Linked DNA regions of Homo sapiens: all the other regions are linked to region 2. Evidence: chromatin contacts called from ENCODE Hi-C or POLR2A ChIA-PET data. All regions are on one chromosome and are shown on one strand. Each heading gives the region's core, a stretch centred on a gene start or an enhancer-like site at or near the end of the contact. The rest is flanking DNA. Distances are from core to core; before and after follow the strand shown. Region 1 holds the start of CYB561 (cytochrome b561). Region 2 holds the start of STRADA (STE20 related adaptor alpha). Region 3 holds the start of PRR29 (proline rich 29). Region 4 holds the start of ACE (angiotensin I converting enzyme).

Region 1 (3,027 bases), core at 87-2,586, 300 kb before region 2:
GTTCGAGACCAGCCTGGCCAACATGGTGAAACCCCGTCTCTCCTAAAAATGCAAAAATTAGCTGCGTGTTGTGGCACACACCTGTAATCCCAGCTACTAGGGAGGCTGGAACAGGAGAATCGCTTGAACCCGGAAGATGGAGGTTGCAGTGAGCTGATATTGCCCTCTGCACTCCAGCCTCCTGGCAACAGAGCAAGACTCCATCTCAAAAAAAAAAGAAGGAAGGAAAGTAAGGAAAGCAAGAAAGCAATAAAGCAAGAAAGAAAAGGAGTGGGACAAGCAGGGTGGTTCCACCTCCAGCTCTAGGAGGCTCCCTCATGCAAGGAGGTGGGGCTGCCACCGCCTCGTATTTTCCTGCCTCCATCAAATTTCACCGGGAGAAATCCAGGCACCTAGAGGAGGTGGCAAAGCTTTTTTTTTTTTTTTTTCATTAGCTATTAAACCAAAGGGGCAGAATCTAGGCGCCCTAGATGTAACTTCATTTACGGAGTCAGAAAATCCACAAAGGCTGCCAAGGTGGAATGAATGAGAGGAGGACGACCAGAAAGGAGAAGTCTGGGAAGGGGACCCCAGATCCACACGGATGATCCTCGCTCCGTGATACAGTCGGGGACAGGGCAGGGAGGGAGGGAGGGAGGGTGGCCCTGCCATCTCCCAGGTGTCAAGGTGGCGGCAGCTCCGCCCTCAGCGCAGTTGGCACCGGCCTGACCCACCACAGGGCCACCGAGGCCACCGAAGCCATGGGGCTTTCCCACTCGGGAAACTCCCACCCTCGCGCTCAGAAGCTGGGGGCGTCGGGAGACACAGGCGGGGACCTGCGGCTCCACGTTGCAGCCCGGGCCCTGCTCGGGGCAAGAGGCGGTGGCTCCGGTTTCAGATTTCAAGAGGGCAGCCGTGGCAAAGGCTGGTTGGTCCATTTGCACCCTACCTTGCTCTAGAACGCGGCGCAGGAGCAAAGATCCAAACTCGGGGTCACCAGCAAGCGGGGGTCTCGGTTCTAACTTCAGCAGAGACCCGGCACCCGGGCAGGCCAGGGCAGGGGCCGCCTGGACCGGGAGAGGCTCGGCTCCGAGAGGGCGGGCGAGCCCTGCAGCCCTCGGGCCCAGGGTGCGGGTCGGCGCCGCAGTCCAGTGCGCGGCCGCAAGGGGCAGGTGCGAGGCCGGCTGCTACTCGGGAGCCCCGCGCTGTCCCTCCCTGCGCAGTCAGGGCTCACCTGGGCCGCCCCCGCCCCGCACCCCTGCGCGCTCCGCTCCCACCCCCAGCCCGGCCTCCTACCTTGCCTACCCGAGCGTCCCTTCAGCCTCCCCGCGCCGCGCCCGGGTCGCTTGGCCGGTTCTGCGGGCCGTGGCGCGACGGCGTCGCCATGGCAACCGGGCGGCGGGCTGGGCGGTGTCTCCGGGACCGGAAGTGGCGTACGCGGCCCCCGGGGCTGCCCCGCACGTGCCAGGTCCCCGCGGTTGCGGCCACGCTCGGGACCGGGCCCTGCCAGCTCCGGGCCCGCACGTGGGCGAACCGCGGCCACCGTGAGCCCGGCCTCGCGACCTCCCTCCGGGGCCCCCATGATCGGGGGTGCGTGGGATCTGCGGCCTGCGGGGGTGGAGGGCCGGGAGCTCCCCCGGGCCTGCCTCGAGGGCCGCGGGATTCGTCCTTGCGAGCCCCGACTGCGCACGGAAGGACCTGGGGTCGGCCAGGCCTGGGGGATGGGACGGGCCCCGAGGAGAGCGGGTGCCAGGGGCGAGACCCGCCGCCCTTCCCCGGCTTGGTCCCGCGCTTCCTGATTTTCTCGCTCCACGCCTCCCATTCTGCCCTCCACCTTCTTCCCTGCCCCGCCCTCGCCCTGCCCGGGCCCAGGAGGCCACTAGATGTCAGACCCGGTTCGGGCCTTGGCCACGCCGCCGCTCCGGGAGCCCTGGGGGCACCTCCCCAGCCCCCACGGGGGAGACGATACTGCCGGGAAGGCCCGGACTAGCCCCCGCCCCCGCAGAGTAGCCTTCGGGGAACACCGATTCCACCAGGCTCTCACGAAAGCCGAGAGCTTGCCGTCCGCAGCTTCCCCTGCCCAAAGCGCAGAGAAACGAGGGCGCCGAGGCCAAGACCAAGACCGGGAGCCAGCCCCTTCGGAGCCCGGTCCAGGCCCCCGGTCCAGGAAGTGCTGTGGGTAGATAAGGGGCCCAGCTCAGACTTCCTACAAGCTGGGAAGAAAGGGTTCTTTCCTGTCTGATGCCGGGCCAGATGTAGCAAGCGCCTAGGGGTAGGAGGGAAATGGGGTTTCCTCCCCGCAGAGGGAAACCGGCCTCCATTCAGGAACGCCCTCCCCCACCTGCCCTCCAGGCACCGAGGTTCTGGGAGGCCGGGGGGCAGGGAGACCTGCTTACTTGAATGCGCTTTGTGTATTGCCTGTGTATTGCCACAGGCAGTGGGCAAGATAGGCCCTGGGGATCCAGTACTCGCTTAGTACACAGAGAGCAGTCTCCAGCGCCAGGCGAGACGCACAGGCGTGTCAGCTGCATATGGCACACGGTGGCACATGGCACACCTTCCACGAGCAGACACAAGGGGCCGACACAGCAGGGCCCACCCCCTCAGAGGGACCAAGCTTAAACCCTCCAACAACAGAAAATTTGTAGAGTATCTTTCAGTTGGAGGAAATTAATGGATAATTTAAAGTAAGAAACAGTTTCCTTAGCGTGCTAACAGGCAGAATCCCTGTGGATTGAAGGTGGAACTGAGCCATGTCCTTTGTTTGGTCTGTGGATTTAGACGTGGAGGAGGAGTCCTGACCGGCTGAGCAGGGCTGAGTTCCCTCGTGAGAGCCCCGGGCCTTCAGCCCCTTCCAAAGCCAGGAGAGACTCCTGCTGAGGGGTGATAGGGGCCCTTTGGCTTCCCCCTCACCCCACGGCCCAGCAGCACGGGGCTGCAGGCTTTTCCCTTAGGAGGAAGAGCAGCCGCCTCCCTGCCAGCAGTGTTCTCAAGGGCCTGCTTCAAGTGGGGAGGGGTGGGTGAGGGTGTTCTGACTGAGGGAGAGGC
Region 2 (3,546 bases), core at 536-3,035:
TGCCTCAGTCTCTCAAAGTGCTGGGATTACAGAGGTGGGCCACGGTACCCAGCCTATCAGAAACATTTAACACTATATATATATATATATATATACATACATACATATATATATACACATACATATATATATATACACACACACACACACACACACACACACACACACACAACAAAGCAATATTACTAGTGGACAGACATAGAAATAGCTTTATTGGCCGGGCGCGGTGGCTCACGCCTGTAATCCCAGCACTTTGGGAGGTCGAGGCTGGTGGATCACCTGAGGTCAGGACCTCAGAGATCGGCCTGACCAACATGGTGAAACCCCGTCTCTACTGAAAATACAAAAATTAACCAGGTGTGGTGGGGGGTGCCTGTAATGCCAGCTACTCGGAAGGCTGAGGCAGGATAACTGCTTGTACCAAGGAGGCCGAGGTTGCAGTGAGCGGAGATCGCGCCATTGCATTCCAGCCTGGGGGACGAGGGCGAAACTCCATCTCAAAAAAATTAAAATAAAAATAAAGAGAGAAAATAATAAACCCAGCAAACATTTATGGCAAACTTCCTACGTGTCAGGCACTGTGCTAAATGCTTCATGAGCAGCTCACAAGTATTATCATCTCTGTTTTACGGATCAGGAAATTCAGGTGTGCAGGGAGGTTAAATGCCCAAAGTCACACAGATAAGTGGTAGGGGACTAATTAAATCTGTTCCAAAGCCTGCGCTCTAAAAACCAGAGTAAACTTCCTCCATTTCTGGGGCCACAACTATAAACACTGCATTCCAGCCAAAACACCTCTAAGAAATCTGATTAAAAAGTAGGGGACAGATTTGACCAGTTCAGCACTGTAACTAAAGGCTGAATTCACAGGCTTTTGGCAGGTGATCAAATTTGGTTTCTTCCTTAACTCTCAGGGACAAGAAACAGTCCTGGGTGTCTTCAGGAAGGTATGAGTGTCAATGAAGAATTGTCTTAACGTCGCATATACGTATTGGAACATGCTTCTACTTGAACAGATATTACAATAAGAAAAGGGCAAATTCCAACGGCTCTTTCTCCGGGAAAGTCAAGTTAAAGTATGTTAGGATACAGGAGAAGGCTGGGCAGAGAGGTTAGTTCCCTATTTCCTGAGAACTATGAACAATTTTACCTACCCACTGCCCCTCCCTCGAGCTCTCTTCCTTATCCCCAACCCCCATCTCCGGCGCCCAAATCCCCTGCAGGCACCCAAAAAACATTTCTGGAAAACAAAAAGACAATGAGCTCTTCGTTTAGGCCGATTCTGGGAGTCATCTGGATCTTGTGTCCTTACGAGGACTTGACCCGCTGCCTGTCAGCCCAAAGTGCGCGGCGGCTGGGGACAGCGGGGAGCCCAGGACCGGGGTCGGCCGCCACTCTGCCTGAACAGGACAAACCGGCACCCAGCCCTAGGTTCCCCACCTGGAAGTCCTAGGGGGTGGGGAGGAAGGGGAAAGCAGGAGCCCGCCTCTCTCGCCCGGCAACTCCGCTTCAGCGTCTCCCCGCCAGGCCCAAGCCTATTCTGCTCTCGGGCTGCGGCGCCTCATTGCGGGAGTCGAGGACGCGGGTTAAAAAGGGGGCCCGTGGAGGGTGAGGTGAGCCCAGGATGGCCGCTCCGACGAAGGCCCGGGCCTGGGGAGATGGAATCGGTGGCAGAGCCAGGAGGGACTGGCCCCGGCAGCGTACCAGGCACCCCGCCAGGCAGGTACCTGTTCCTGGAGTTAGCAAGCAGCCCCGACCGTCTTGGCTCCGCCTCCTCAGTTTTACTGCCGCGCCGCCGCCAGACCGGTTGCTGGGAGGGGAGTACGCAACGTGCCATGCGCAGTGGGGCGACCGGGAGGACTGATAGAGCGCTCCGCCCCACCCCGCCCTGCGGGGAAGTCCCGCCCTTTCCGAGTGGCCGCGGCTGCGGCAGGCCCTAGCAGCCGCCGCCGCGCCGAGAGCGGTTCTCAGTTCCCGTTGTCTTTCCCGCCGCGCAGCGCTTCCGCCTACAGCCTCCGCCCCCGCAGCAGGAGGGGGAAGCAGGTGGCTTCAACAATGAAGGACCAGAGAAAGGCAAACTTGGCTGTTCCTGAGAATTGTGTTTTTCTCATTTCATGTGGTAGGACTTCTAATGGAAAACCCGCCTCGCACTTTTCTTGGACGACATCTCAAATGCCCCTCACTTTGGCCTCTCGGGCACCAGACAACAAGCTGCAAAGGGGAAGCCCATCCTTTCTTTGCTCCCCACTATTTGTAAAACAAGGAAAATAGCTCAACTAATGAAAACGATCTTGTCCCCTCAGTATCTTTTTTTTTCCCCCGAAGCCTTCCTCATCCACAGCTGAAGCCGTTTGTGGAAACCTATCAGGTTTGTCCAAGCCAGGTTATGCAGAGCTTGAGAAATGAGGAAGCGATGAACTAAGCCTCACTCCTGTGAGACTAGGTTTTTCAGTGACTTATCCCCCGCGTGCGCAGGAGGGGGTATCCAAAACGCGGATATATACCATCAGGTAATGAACACTCGCTCTTGCCAGCTCTGAGCTTTGACACAGATTTAGACCGTCCTAACTTCCAAGACTGGGGGAGGAGTTTAGCTACATCCAAGTAGGGACTTATAGAAATATGCCCCTGGAAGGCCGGGCGCGGTGGCTCACGCCTGTAATCCCAGCACTTTGGGAGGCCGACGCGGGTGGTTCACTAGGTCAGGAGATCGAGACCATCCTGGTTAATACGGCGAAACCCCGTCTCTACTAAAAGTACAAAAAAATTAGCCGGGCGTGGTGACAGGCGCCCGTAATCCCAGCTACTATGGAGGCTGAGGCAGCAGAATGGCCTGAACCCGGGAGGCGGAGCTTGCAGTGTGCAGAGATCGCGTCACTGCACTTCCAGCCTGGGCGACAGAGCGAGACTCCGTCTCAAAAAAAAAAAAAAAAAAAAAGAAAAAAAGAAATATGCCCCTGAAACTGTGGGACCTGTATGCACATGAGTTCTCATTTGATCTTACATACATCACTTTGATTTTTTTTTTTTTTTTTTTTGAGATGGAGTCTTGCTCTGTTGCCCAGGCTGGAATGCAGTGACGTGATCTGGGCTCACTGCAACCTCTGCCTCCTGGGCTCAAGCAATTCTCCTGACTCAGCCTCCCAAGTCGCTGGGACTACAGGCGCACGCCACAACGCCTGGCTGATTTTTGTATTTTTAGTAGAGACGAGGTTTCACCATATTGGTCAGGCTGGTCTTAAAATCCTGACCTCAGGTGATCCACCAGCCTCGGCCTCCCAAAGTGCTGGGATTACAGGTGTGAGCCATCTGTGCTGGGCCACATCATTTTGATTTTATCGAGTGCTTTGACATTGCTAAGGGCTACCCTCACATGCTCTCATTCTCAAAATAAGATGCCACTCTCAGGAGCAAACTTGGTAAACTCACAAAGCAACAGAGTATAAACAGAGAAGTAAAATTTCTAGCAGTGTTCTACTGAAGGGTCTTTCACATGTGGTCTTTTGGAACCGAGTATTAGAGAGACTGTCTGAAAAGATGCTAAAC
Region 3 (3,226 bases), core at 248-2,747, 260 kb after region 2:
ACCTTGGCCTGTCCCTGGACCTCTGCTCTCTGCCCAGCTCCTCTTCTACAGTCAGACAGTTTGACCCACCGGGTCATCTCAGGTCCTGTCCATTCATACACCTGGGTCTTGGCTTGGGCTCTGTCCCCAGCCTGATAGCGCCCGTCTTCCCCTGCTGCTTGGCCCCATCAAGGACTGACTTCCTTGGAACTCCATCCCTCAGCGGTCAAGTCCTCTCTTTTTCATTATCCCCGGGGCGTAGTCTTATCTTTCTGCTCTCTTTCCATGGATACATTTTCACTTCCCAACAATGCTGGGACAAGTGACCATACTGCTTATGCCTCCAGGGTTCAGATGGCACATTGCACACGCAGACACTTCCTTGGTCAAGGTTTGTTGATGATGAGCAAAATGGCTTGTTCTCTTTCTACCTGGAATGAGAATGGAGATGGAGAGAGGCATCTCTGTGTTCTACTCACTGGGGGGCTGTGACCCCAGTGCCTGGATCTCAGCTTGTTAATGGCTGTTGAAGCCATAAGACCCATGGGGACAGTAAAGTAATGCCCACAAGCCTGCTCCCCTAGAGACAGGTACTACGGAGCAAAGGAGGAGGTGGGAATGGTCTTTCTGGTTCTTACTCCAGGACTGGCAGGAAGGGGAGCTGACATGGAGAGTGGGGGAAGGGCTACTCGGGGTGCTAAGCCCAGCTTCCTGTCTGGATTTTCCTTGACTGCTGCCGGGGGCCTATCTTAGGATGGTCACAGCTGCAGAAATAGATCTCCCCCTTCACCTGTTCTTAAGCAAGGAAGACCTTGCTAACTTCCTGTCAAAAGAACGCGTGCTTTGGTAACTTTTCCAGTACGGGAGACAGTACTGGGGACGCGGGTGCTGAAGTCACCACGATTTTCCTCGTCTGAGGAGCAGTGGCTCACCTTGGCCAGGAAACAGGGCAAATAGCCGCAAGGAGAGAGGCGAGAAGCCGGCCACGTGTTTCCAGCCAGAGTCCTCAGCCTCTTCCGTGAATTCGGGCGGTGTTTCCTTCCTTGGTCTGCTCCAGAAACCACTCTTTCCTGGCAGGAAGCCCCTCTCTCTGTCAGAGTGACAGGGAACAGACCCTTTGTCCTCCTCACTCGTCTGCCCTAGCCCCCAGCCTGCTCCTGCAAAAGTCTCTGTTTCTCCTGAACTTTTCAGCTGAGTCAATCGGGCTCTGGGACCCCGAAACCAAGCCTCCCCAGTCACTCGCTTATTCACTCAACAAACACACCCCCCTTCCCCGCACTAACCCAGGCCCAGTTCTGGGAACCAGCAAGGGGAGGGGAGGGGAGCCCCGAGCAGCGCGGCGGGAGGTGGACATGCCGGGGAGGAGACTGGCCTCCTGGTGGCGGGGGAGGGCTCCTGGGGACCCCAAGTCCGCGGAGGAGGAGACAGGAGGGAGCAGGGAGATGGAAGACCCAGGAGCACGGGCGGGCTCCGCGCATGCGTGGGAAGAGACCTTGGCGTCCTCGGCGTCGCCAAGGCAACCGGCGCCAGCCATGGCCTCTGGGGCGGGCGGAAGCTGGGGTCGCTCCCCACCGCAGAGCGCAGTCCCGACGGTGAGGGCTGAGCCCGGGAGCAGATCCTGCCTTAGCTTGGGAGACGGCAGAGTGGGGAGCTGTCCCTGGAGGGGCCAGATCCTGGAGGGGTGGGGGACGAGGAGAGACAGCCCCAAACCGAGAGGAAGAGGCGTGGCAGGGAGCAGGGAGGCCGCGGGGCGGGGAGGAGAGAACCTGGCCCCTGCGGGGTTAGGGAGGCCACTGGCCGGGGGGGTTGGGGCTCGCGACGTGTCCCCATCCATTCCCCCCACCCCACCTGGCTGACTCCGCGCACACCCCCAGCCCTGGGTCACCTTCCTGCAGCCCCTCTCGTGGGCCGTCCCACCTGCGCCCCCGCAGCCAGGCCGCGTGAAGGAAGGTGAGACTCCCGGGTCCCCCCACCCCACCCCCACCATCACCACCACTCACCCTCTTCTGCCTCGCACATCCTCTGGGAGTCCCCGCAGCACAACCCGCCAACCCATTCTTCACCCCCGGGACAGGGGTGTCAGGGGGAGGGGGACTCGGAGGCCCGGCGTGGGCTTGCTGAACCCCGCTTCCTAGACCTGCTGGAACTGATGATGCTGCAGAACGCGCAGATGCACCAGCTGCTGCTGAGTCGCCTGGTGGCTGGAGCGCTGCAGCCCCGGCCTGCCTCGCCCTGCCCTCAGGTGCGTGTGGGTGGGCCGCCGGGGTCGCTCACCTGTGGGTCCAGGGATGCGGATCCACCTGGGGTTCCTGTTCAGGGGGGAAAAGAACTGGGAGACAGAGGAGCAGGAAGCCAGCCCGTCTCTCTGGCTGGGGCTGTTTGGCATCTGTCATGTTTCAGCCTCCATGAAAGGTTGGGGCGGGGAAGAGACCCCCCAAAGTCCAGACCACCGAGGTCTTGTTTTCAAGGAGGTTTCCCTGTAGTGCCTCCCCCACTGGACTTAAGGCTCCAGGAAGGTAGGCACCCTGGTAACCCTGCCCCATGCATCATGAGCGTCTGGCCTGGTGCCTGACACCGTGTAGGGGCTCAGCTGATATTTGTTGAACGAGTGAATGAATAAATGAATGGTTAGGGATACAAAGCCAGGTTGGCTGTGATGGCACATGGAGAGGTACAAAGCACAAGTGCACATAGGGTTGGGGGATGGGGACAGGCTCCTTGGAGGAGCAGAGGATCTTAGAACCAGCCCTTGAAAGCCAGGTAGGATTTTGACCCTTGGAGGAGGCGAAGGGTGTGTCCCCCATCCAGGCTGGCAGGGGCAGAGTCAGGAGACAGAATGGGGGAAACCGTGTGCGGCAGTGTGTGTGTGCAAGAGTGTGTGTGTGTATGTGTGTGCAAGTGGGTGTCTGTGTGCATGCGTGTGTGTGTGCAAGGCTGTGTACATGCATATGTGTGTGCAAGTGTGTGTTCACGTGCGTGTGCAAGGGTGTGCGTGCACGTGTGTGCGAGCGGGTTGTGAAGGCAAGTGTGTGCGTGCAAGCAAGTGTGTGCGTGCAAGCAAGTGTGTGCAAGTGGGGGTGTGTGCAAGCGTGTGTGTGCATGCATGTGCATATAGCTCTAAGGCTGAGCCTTACTCAGCCAATAGTGGGCATCCTGAGGTCAGGAGAAGCAGGGACTGGGTGGAGAGAGAATGTTGTTCAGCTCGGAGGAGGCGGAGAGGGGTTCAAGGAATCCAGACAGAAGGAGA
Region 4 (3,237 bases), core at 388-2,887, 260 kb before region 2:
GAGAGCCCAGGCCACCACCTTGCCCTCCCTGGCCCCTGGCCTTCGATGGGGCTGCTCTGATCACAAACGTCCACCAACGTAGCCGGCCCAGAAGTGCACCCATGTCCTCTGGTATCCACTGGCTCTCCAAGCCAAACTGGGCAGGGAGGAGTTGTGAGGGAAAACTGCAGGTCAGGAGGGAGGCTGGCAAAGCGGGCCAGGGCCAGGCCTGACCCCAGCTCTCCTCTCCCGGCCCCACTGCCGGCCAGTGTTTAACAAGGCCCTGCCTTCTCCCTCTAGTGCTAGGGACAGCCACCTTCTTCCTCTCCCCACCGCCCCCTCTCCCCTGCAACACGTCATCTGACAAGTCAGTGCGATCTCACTGGAGGTGCATCTCACAGGAACGCGGGGTCACAGCCTCCTGCACACACTCCATGCTGCACAGCAAGGTGCACGTGTCCCTCAGAGCCCCAGACACCATCCCCCACTCACCCAGAAGCCCAAGTGATTCCCAACAGCCCCCAGCAGCCTAATGGGTTGGGGTCTTGGGAGCAGCTGTCCCTGGCTCCTTCCCTGATCCCACCGCCCAGCCTCACCCCACGGTTCCTCCATTGCCCCACCTCCCACTGCGCCGCCGGGCCTCTGCCAGGGTCAAGGGGCTTCCCCCCTCTGGCAGCAGACGCCATGGTGCCGAGGTGGCCTCCACAACCGCCCTGTGCGCCAATAGGACAAGACTGTCCTCCCTCCCCCACACTTGTCACTTTGAGGGACACGTGGATGAGACAGGAAAACACAGGGGAGTGTGGAGACCTGAGGTGACTTGGAGCAAGCCTCTCAACCTGAGCGGCAATTTCTTCATCTGTAAAATGAGGGGGTTGTTCTCATCTCTGAGGCTTTGTGTCGCTCTCAAAGCCTGCTAGCCTCGGGTTCTAGGACTCTGTTGGGATCGTGTGTGATGTTTTCTGCTGAGCGACTGGCAGCCTGTGTCCTCGGGGGGAAAGAGGGCAGGCGCTCCAAAGCTCCTGCGCTCTGTGGCTCCCCCTCCCTCGCAGCCCCAAGCCCCAGGTGTGCCGGCCGCCCTGAGCCCCTCCAGCACCTCCCGGAGGCGCCTGCAAGACACCTAAGGTCCCCGCCTCCCTCCTCTCCCCCCCGCCACACCCCTACCCCCGGCAGGCGACGTCCCCGCCCCTCGACCATGGCCTGGTGAAGAAGCCGGCCAGGCCCGATCAGCCCCATCCCCGCCGCACGAGCGGCGCCTGCGGACAGCTCCTGGGGCCCCGGCCTTGTCACTCCGGAGGCGGGAGGCTCCGGGGGGTCGGGCTGGGAAGATCGAGCCGGAGGCCGCTAGGCTCCCAGGCCCCGGCCGAGGCTGCGCGGCCGCACGGTGGGCAGGCTCGGGTGTTCCGGCAAACTGCCGGGTCCCCATCTTCTAAAGAGAGGAGGCCCTTTCTCCAGCTTCCTCTGCGGGAGCCCGACCCAGCCCCATCCCGCCACCCCCGGGCTGCACCTCGGCCCCTCCCCGGCCCGCGCCCCTGCCCGGGGCGGGCCAGGAACCTCGGCCCGCGCCGCTGGGGACTCTGGAGCGGAGGAGGAAGCGCGGCGGGGCGGGGGCGGGGGTGTGTCGGGTTTTATAACCCGCAGGGCGGCCGCGGCGCAGGAGAAGGGGCAGAGCCGAGCACCGCGCACCGCGTCATGGGGGCCGCCTCGGGCCGCCGGGGGCCGGGGCTGCTGCTGCCGCTGCCGCTGCTGTTGCTGCTGCCGCCGCAGCCCGCCCTGGCGTTGGACCCCGGGCTGCAGCCCGGCAACTTTTCTGCTGACGAGGCCGGGGCGCAGCTCTTCGCGCAGAGCTACAACTCCAGCGCCGAACAGGTGCTGTTCCAGAGCGTGGCCGCCAGCTGGGCGCACGACACCAACATCACCGCGGAGAATGCAAGGCGCCAGGTGGGCGCCCGGGCCCGGGCGGGGGCGGGGCGGGGCCGCGGCGGCCAATCACAGCACGCGGCCGGCTTGTGGGGCGGGCAGGCTGGCGCCCCCGACCCGAACCCCACCCCGACCCCGGACCCTCGCCCCGACAGTCAGCCGCGGGGCCCGAGCGCCGGGCTGCGCGCACGGCCTGCGCTCCCAGCATGCACGAGTTGGATGGATGAGGGTGGCTGCTCCCAGGCCGCGCCCGCCTTCGCCGAAGGTGCTGGGCTTGGCTCTGGGGCCCCCGCGCTCTCGGGCAGCTGCCTTCTCACCTCCGGACGCTGTCGCTGTCACCGTCACCGCACTGCACTGTCCATCCACCCTCCACTCGCCCGGCCTCTTTTCTGGTCCCAATTTCTGCTCCACCATTCCCATGAGGCAGATTCCCTCCAGAAGGAGGAAGCGCGGCTTCCGCAAACTAAGGTCTCCCGCAGGGATCTCCCCAGGGCCCGGGCTCTGGAAGCCCTTGGCCTTCCTCCCCTCCCCCAGCACCGTGGCTTCTCCTTTATGGCCTGCATCTAAGCAGGGTCCTACACCCTCCCTGCCCTCCTGGTGCCCAATAGGAGGAAGCAGCCCTGCTCAGCCAGGAGTTTGCGGAGGCCTGGGGCCAGAAGGCCAAGGAGCTGTATGAACCGATCTGGCAGAACTTCACGGACCCGCAGCTGCGCAGGATCATCGGAGCTGTGCGCACCCTGGGCTCTGCCAACCTGCCCCTGGCTAAGCGGCAGCAGGTGGGCTGAGGGCTGAGGCAGAGCTCGGGGGCGGCCTCCTAGTGCCCCATCGTGGGGGTCGGGGGAGAGCAGCCCATCAGGGAGGGAGGAACCCTGGGATCCACATGGGCCCTGACAGAAGGGAAAGCCCAGGTAAGCACAGAATGGCTTTCTGAGCATTGATTTTTCTTGGAGATGGGGTGGGGAGTTACTTTCTGTTAAAGGAAGCATTCTGGAGTAGGAAGCCAAATTCAAATACACTTCTCCCTAGGCTGGTTTATGAGCTTCTTTGGAAGAGTTGAGAAGGGCTGGGCGTGGTGGCTCAAGCCTGTAATCCCAGCACTTTGGGAGGCTGAGGTGGGCGCATCGCTTGAGCCCAGGAGTTCAAGACCAGCCTGGCCAACATGGCAAAACCTCGTCTCTACAAAAAAAAAATAGCTGGGCTTGGTGGTGCGTGCACCTACAGTCCCAGCTACTCTTGAAACTGAGGGGGAAGGATCACCTGAGCCCAGGAGGTCAAGGCTACAGTGAGCTGTGATTGCACTACTGCACCCCAGCCTGCGTGACAGAGTGAGACCTCCCC

Evidence for each region. A loop is a pair of places that touch in the nucleus more often than their neighbours do. ChIA-PET counts read pairs that join two places held with the same protein, here RNA polymerase II (POLR2A). Pooled maps may share reads with other maps.
Region 1: a loop to region 2 is called in a map with no recorded cell type, with 12 times the contacts of the local background. The contact joins the promoter of CYB561 here to the promoter of STRADA in region 2. A Hi-C loop is called at or near these places in 2 of 37 single-sample maps with no recorded cell type and 10 of 50 pooled maps. POLR2A ChIA-PET finds 5 or more read pairs at or near these places in 7 of 52 experiments (GM10248, H1, PC-9 and 4 more).
Region 3: a pooled map shows a loop between it and region 2 (3-fold over the local background). The contact joins the promoter of PRR29 here to the promoter of STRADA in region 2. A Hi-C loop is called at or near these places in 1 of 50 pooled maps. POLR2A ChIA-PET finds 5 or more read pairs at or near these places in 2 of 52 experiments (CD4-positive, alpha-beta T cell and activated CD4-positive, alpha-beta T cell).
Region 4: a loop to region 2 is called in a pooled map, with 4 times the contacts of the local background. The contact joins the promoter of ACE here to the promoter of STRADA in region 2. A Hi-C loop is called at or near these places in 1 of 37 single-sample maps with no recorded cell type and 2 of 50 pooled maps. POLR2A ChIA-PET finds 5 or more read pairs at or near these places in 1 of 52 experiments (K562).

Annotation. Positions count from the first base shown.
Region 1 is chr17:63,444,970-63,447,996 of GRCh38, forward strand. It overlaps CYB561 (cytochrome b561), which reads right to left and starts at 1,337. Exons shown (of 6, transcript NM_001915.4): 1 at 1,276-1,337. RefSeq lists silencers at 1,034-1,593, 1,764-1,953 and enhancers at 1,923-2,736, 2,094-2,233, 2,737-3,027.
Region 2 is chr17:63,740,014-63,743,559 of GRCh38, forward strand. STRADA (STE20 related adaptor alpha) reads right to left here and starts at 1,786. Exons shown (of 13, transcript NM_001003787.4): 1 at 1,728-1,786. RefSeq lists an enhancer at 1-411 and silencers at 277-445, 1,949-2,068.
Region 3 is chr17:63,996,854-64,000,079 of GRCh38, forward strand. It overlaps PRR29 (proline rich 29), which reads left to right and starts at 1,498. Exons shown (of 6, transcript NM_001164257.2): 1 at 1,498-1,571; 2 at 1,854-1,929; 3 at 2,115-2,221. The coding sequence starts at 1,512. It overlaps PRR29-AS1 (PRR29 antisense RNA 1), which reads right to left and starts at 3,046. Exons shown (of 3, transcript NR_126169.1): 1 at 1,472-3,046; 2 at 912-1,069; 3 at 1-410. RefSeq lists a silencer at 1,381-1,430 and an enhancer at 1,684-2,661.
Region 4 is chr17:63,475,424-63,478,660 of GRCh38, forward strand. It overlaps ACE (angiotensin I converting enzyme), which reads left to right and starts at 1,638. Exons shown (of 25, transcript NM_000789.4): 1 at 1,638-1,920; 2 at 2,508-2,675. The coding sequence starts at 1,672. RefSeq lists silencers at 1,898-1,987, 2,088-2,147.